2 separate regions of the Homo sapiens genome follow, and region 2 is linked to region 1. A link is a contact called in ENCODE Hi-C data. All regions are on one chromosome and are shown on one strand. Each heading gives the region's core, a stretch centred on a gene start or an enhancer-like site at or near the end of the contact. The rest is flanking DNA. Distances are from core to core; before and after follow the strand shown.

Evidence for each region. Hi-C counts contacts between places; a loop is a spot of excess contacts on that map. Pooled maps may share reads with other maps.
Region 2: a map of posterior cingulate gyrus shows a loop between it and region 1 (12-fold over the local background). The contact joins the enhancer-like site here to the promoter of LINC02254 in region 1. A Hi-C loop is called at or near these places in 6 of 168 maps with a recorded cell type or tissue (Right ventricle myocardium inferior, cardiac septum, gastrocnemius medialis and 2 more) and 11 of 50 pooled maps.

Annotation. Positions count from the first base shown.
Region 1 is chr15:97,520,475-97,523,265 of GRCh38, forward strand. It overlaps LINC02254 (long intergenic non-protein coding RNA 2254), which reads right to left and starts at 1,337. Exons shown (of 5, transcript NR_120324.1): 1 at 1,107-1,337.
Region 2 is chr15:97,691,082-97,694,103 of GRCh38, forward strand. No RefSeq gene overlaps it. Among named protein-coding and RNA genes, the nearest start is that of LINC02254, 170 kb to the left of the region's middle. RefSeq lists enhancers at 259-1,458, 1,270-1,771, 1,772-2,271. Within about 2 kb of position 1,675, at least 4 of the 41 ENCODE cell types and tissues checked have a DNase peak (open chromatin) inside an H3K27ac peak, as active enhancers do; they include gastrocnemius medialis, where a contact is called at or near this core.

The DNA of each region.
Region 1 (2,791 bases), core at 87-2,586:
GTTGGGCCTCTTGATCAGTTGGGTAGAAGTTGGGAGATATACATTGTTTGGGAGGAGATCATAATTTAAGCAAAAAGCCTCCGAGGAATGAAATGCCACGTCTTTCCATTTGCAAGCATTCCCACCAGGCTCTCTTTTGGAGAACTTCCCTTCCCTTCACCTCCCCCATTTTACTATAACATTGCGTCAGATATTTAGAAATGTTTTGTTTTAATACCAAGTGACTTTCTTTTTTTTCTATATCTGTTTTCTAACCAATCTGATACTTCAAGGCAACAAATAAGAAACGGCTTTGTTATTGAATTGGGAACAAAAGGTACAGTGGAGAAGCATATTAAAATGTTCAGAAAATCCTAAACTGAAATCTGTTTACTAAAGCCACCAGCTGTCACTTCCTCTCCTGGCTGTCGTGCACTACCTATCTGGAACTGTCGCCTTGCACTCATTGCCCTGACCCTACTGTATATCCGCTCTGATGTTTTCTTAGAAAAACAAGTTTACCCCCTTCCCTCTCAATTACATCTAAATGTACTCTAAATGTGCTGTCATTCTCAATTGCATTCAATGTTCTTTTCAATTTTAAAATGGATGTTTATAAGAAGTAGCATGACAATCTATTTAAGAATAAAAGTCAAAGAATTAAACTAAATGACCACAATAGGAATCATCAATGTGGAACTGAGAATGTTGACTTGAGTACCTAGAGTTCAATCATAAATTAAAAATCGTTAAAATGTGGTGTTTGGGGTTACAAACTCTGTTTCAAATTACAAGTAGCTGTGCCTGGCATGTTAGGATTGTTTTCTGATCTTAATGAATGCTAAAGTTGAGATTTTTCAGAAGGATAAAAAGTCTTTTTAGGAAACCATTACGGATCCTCGTATTTCAGTGACCCCATCCACCCACTCCCCGCTTTGCTTCAATGTTGGCAACATCTGACACCCTTTTCGGCATGTTCAGGAGAGAAGCCAAGGATTAAACCGGCCATGAAAACTCTTTTCCTTCTCAACTCACCGCTGGGAAGCGAGTGTATTCTGTAAATTCCTGTATCTGGCCAGGAGGGCTTAGGGGATAGGGTGGGCCGCTCAGAGCTGAGACGTACTCACACTGTGGATAGATAGACGTCCGTCTCCAAAACCGCCAACTTTGCTTCTTCCACTACCGCTTGGCTCCCTGTAGTCAATCTGCATGTGATTCCTATTAAAATCCTGTTTCCTTAAAGCAACAAGGGTTTCAGCCTAGAGAATAAGATATCTGACCTCTGGAGCCCATGAGCTATCACTGCTACATATATTCACTGAATCAACTATCAGCACGCAGGCCCTATCAGCAAAGGAGAGAAATGTGCAAACTTCTTGCAGCATTAATCAAACCTGAAACGTTATTTTTAAGGTGTCACGAAATCCACGTTGACTGACTGGTCCTTTTAATCTTAATTTTGAACAGTTGCTACTCCAATTAAATTCTACCACCTAGCATTTTCAAACAGCTCCTGGTTGTTTCCACAAACTCCGTTAATGGACAGCTGTTTCTGACAGCTCCCTGATTTGCCAGTGCTGTGTTGGCTGCCGGCACAGGAGGCCCGTTCTGTATTCTGCTGCTGGCACCGGGGGATATGCAAATGAACACATGAATCAGTTGTCACCACCACAGACACTGTGCAGGGAGACGATCAGAATGTGTGGGGAGCTTAGTTGGCTGCAAGTGAGGGGAAAAGAAGGGGGGTAGGAAAGCTTCGGTTTCTTGAAGTGAGTTTTCTTTTCTTTTTCTTTTTTGAAGTGTCTCCAGTTTATTTTCACTTTGTGGCATTCATTAGATTTCAGTTCAGGAAAGTGCAATCTGTTCCTCGCCAATCACCAACAGAAACCCTGAAAGTTTGGGAATGATAGAAACATTTCAGGTAAACACCATTAGAACTTTGGTAGCACAAGCAGAATATTATAGGCACTTCCGTTTTTCAAATATTTCCCCATCCGAAGCGGGTGAGGGAACGATGGGGACAAAACAAAACTTTTGTTCCCCGTACGGATGTGCTCGAGAACACTTGGCTTGGGTTCCAAAGCCTGGTCATAAGTGCTCTGAATTATTTCCAGCAAGTAATGCCGAACTGCTCCACCCGCCAAGCTGAATGCTCATACACATGGTGTGAATGCGTTACATGAAGAACAGAGTGAGTGAGCCCCAGCCCCGGGGGCTTCCGTCCCGTCCCTCAGACCTAGCCGACATACGAAACAATGGAGAAACGTTGTTGCTCTTGTGTTATTTAGGATTCAGTCAGGGAAGTAGTTCCACTAAGAGTGACACAGACTGTGGGGATTATGATGGGCTGCATCTTATGTAATTGTGGGATGTGGTGAGGCTCCAGTCACTGTAGGTCAGCAGGACCTGTGGCTGGGAAGAAAAGCTGGACAGAAAGTGGTGACCGCAAGGACAAGTTGAAATCCGTGAGGACATACTGGAACCCGTAGAGACAAATGGGAACCTGTGAGCACAAATTGGTACTGTTTCTGTCTCTCACTGCCTGCAAGTTTGATGGCATGGGTGATCTGAAGAAGGAGTGACACCTTAGGCCACATTTCTGAACAGGACTTGGCCTAAGACTTGAAGAGACAGGAGGAGCTGGAGGAGAGGGGGTCCAAGTGGCTGCCCTTCCCAGCAAGAAGAGCCAGTGGGTCAGTGACAATATGCCCCAGCTCTGGTGAGGCTGGGAGCCCTACTCCAACTCTCTGAACCTTAGGACGACTGTTTTACTTCACCTGCCCAGTCATTTACAAATTCCTCTGCAGGCAAC
Region 2 (3,022 bases), core at 425-2,924, 170 kb after region 1:
CAACCCAACATAATAACAATTACAATGGGAAGGGTTTGAAAATATATCAGAACATATTTTTCTGTACCTTTGACCACGTTTCTGCAAGTAGCTATTCCGGCAAAAACTGCTATTCTGTTATATTTTCCAGAAGGATTTCACTCCTCCCCTTCACGCCCTAAGCAAAAGTGCCAGAAAACAACAGTCATCACAATGACCTCAACACTGATGAGAAAGATTAGCAACAATCTGAATAACTGTCTCATGTTGCAAGGGTTATTTATTATTCCTTTTTTGTTAGTTATCACATAGAACAGGTTGGCAGAGGTGAACAACAGTGGGGAGAAAGTCAAAACATTCTCCAAAGAAGCAAGTAGAATCAACTCACACTGACACCAGGAAGAAGTCTGCAGGGCCTGTGCAGTGGAGACAAGAGCTTCTATTGCAGGAAAGCCTTCTCCTTATGGAACTCAAGATGAAGTTAGTGATTTATTTGACATGCTGAATTGAAAAAGAAGCATCAAGTTCTCTCTGACCTCTCCATCCCCTCTGTCTCTTCCAAAGCACAGGATGAAGTTATTCTCTGAAGTCTTCTTATCTGTCTGAAGTCCAGACTTACCAATGAAGAAAACACTTATCTCAGAGTAATTGACAATGACTCTAATAGCAGCTAATTTTTTTTGTTCAAATCTAACTCATTATGTAAACTTCCATTTCTCAAAGAACTGAAATCCCCAAGTCTGGACTGCCTCTCTGCCCTCAGGGGTTAGTGACAGGGGCATGCAGACCCACCCTGTGCTTGTACCCCTACCACTCAGGATGAGTCTCTGACACCTCTGGGATGACACATCACCCCTGCCACTCCCTGCCCAGATGCACTGCACCACCTACATGGGTCACCGTCAGGCATAACGATGAGCCATCTGAATAATGACATCAGTTCTGGAATGTAAATAAGACAGCCGCCTATTCCATCCCACAGTGTGGAAGTTGAGTCAACACAGTCCTTTGAAGCTACAGCAGCGTGTGTTTTAATCAATGTCTGTGTCAGAGGTGAGACAGCTACCCTTTACCTGCGAGATGGCCTGTGACCTTTCACCTGTCAACAAGGCTCATTTGCAACAACTAACTCTTAGTCATTACCTGAAAATTCCATGTCATAAATAGAAGGCGCATCCCTGAGAGGTCAGTGGACAGATGGAAGGCAAATCCTGCCCAAACCATGCATGGCACCTTGCAGAAGAGAGGCAGAGCTGCCTGTGCTCCCCCACCCAAGTCAGGTGCTGTTCCCCTTTCTCAAGCAGGCCCCCAATTACTGTGGTTTTTCTGGGCTTCATGGCTAGCCAGCTCACCACGACAGCACAATACCGTGTTCTCACTCTCCACGCAACCAGCTATTTATAACTGCAGGATGCCAGGCTTGCATAGAGCAGTGTGACACTTCCAGAAAGTCGCACTGCTATTTTAGCAATCTCCTAACGAGGAGCACCAACAGACACAGCCTGTCCTCGCCAGGCAGAGGGAGTGAAAGTGTTCTGGAAGAGGAAGACTGCAATTTGTGCTTGTGTGTGTGTTTTATTTTTTAACCTGGGATGCCATTTAGCAATCTTAAAGGGACTGTCCTTCTCAGCCACCTCCCCCAACCCCCCAGCTGTCTTGATTAGTGGCTCTGTGTATGCTGGTCAGATCTGGGGATTAATGATGGCTAATTTGCCCGAGGTTGGTGCAGCCCAGGCAGCAGACGTTGCACAACCAGCTTTTGCTGCCATATGGGCGGAAGCAGCTGTTTCAATTACTTTCTGTGCCCAGATGTGTCAGACGAGCCACCAGTCCTCTGCGGGGTACATCAGCCGCACGGCAGCTAATTGCTTCAATCGCATGTGGAAGCGTGGTGCTGGGTACTGTGAAAGGGGGTTTTGGGGACAGCCAAGTGCCAGCTGTCGTCACGGCTCACAATGCCAGCAAGCTGAGAGGCTGAGACTAGACTTCAGTCTTCACTTGCTGGCCTACCTCGATGATACCTGGTCTGGCTGTGTCTTTGTGAGTTGTACACAATGGCGGCACAGAGACAGGTAACTTAACATGCGCTAGGCTGGGGTGTGTTTACGTCTCTGTGTCAGGAGCAGATGAAATTTGGGGCCCATGCTCTGTGGATACCAAAGACACCAAAATTACATGATTTCAATTAACATGCAGTTCAGGCTGGCCATTTGAATTTAAAGCTTCCAGGCACATTTTTAAAGGTTATAATCCCTCCTCCTGGAGCCCAGACGGTGATCAATGAATCAAAGTGTGTGTTACGTTTTCTTGTGTATCACTGAGCCAAAGGGGGATGGGAATGAAAGGTAGGCTAGCACCCATTCCCCTCTGCACTGTCCTAGGCTCTTTAGAAAAGAATCAGAAACATACCTTAAATATATACAATAAAATTTATTTAAGGAAAAAAAGAAATGGAAACAAATATCATGCAAAGATGTCATCTTTCCATTGTTTGGAGTAGGAGTGGTGATGGGAAAACCTGGGGTAAATAGGAAGCTGTTATCATCATCATAATACATCTATTTAGGAAAAGAACAAACATTTGTTTTGTGCTAATTCTATGGTAATCAGGGTGATTGTACTGTACATAGCTACTGGTTGTTGCCATGGTTATTTCAAGCAGTTTGTGGTTATTAATGGCCTAGAATAATCCACAGTACTCAGTTTGAGACCTTTCATCAGAAACATGAGTACTAATTTCAGTCTCACATCCCAACATTTTTGGAGCCCAAAATAAGTTTCCTTTCTCTTAGCTTTGTATATTATGTGGCATCTAATCTGTGTTATGAAATGGTTTGCTCCCTTTTTCACATTACTTCTCCTCAAAAACACCTTTAAAAAAAAAACACCTTTTGACTACAGATCTATAGTATGATTAACAGAGCTCAGCGTTTTTCTACTGATCTATTGATGAATATGTATTAATGCAACCTAGCCAAAAACTGCATTGAGAGAATGAACATGTAATCTGTGTTCATGGACTCCTCTTTCATAGTCAAACCAT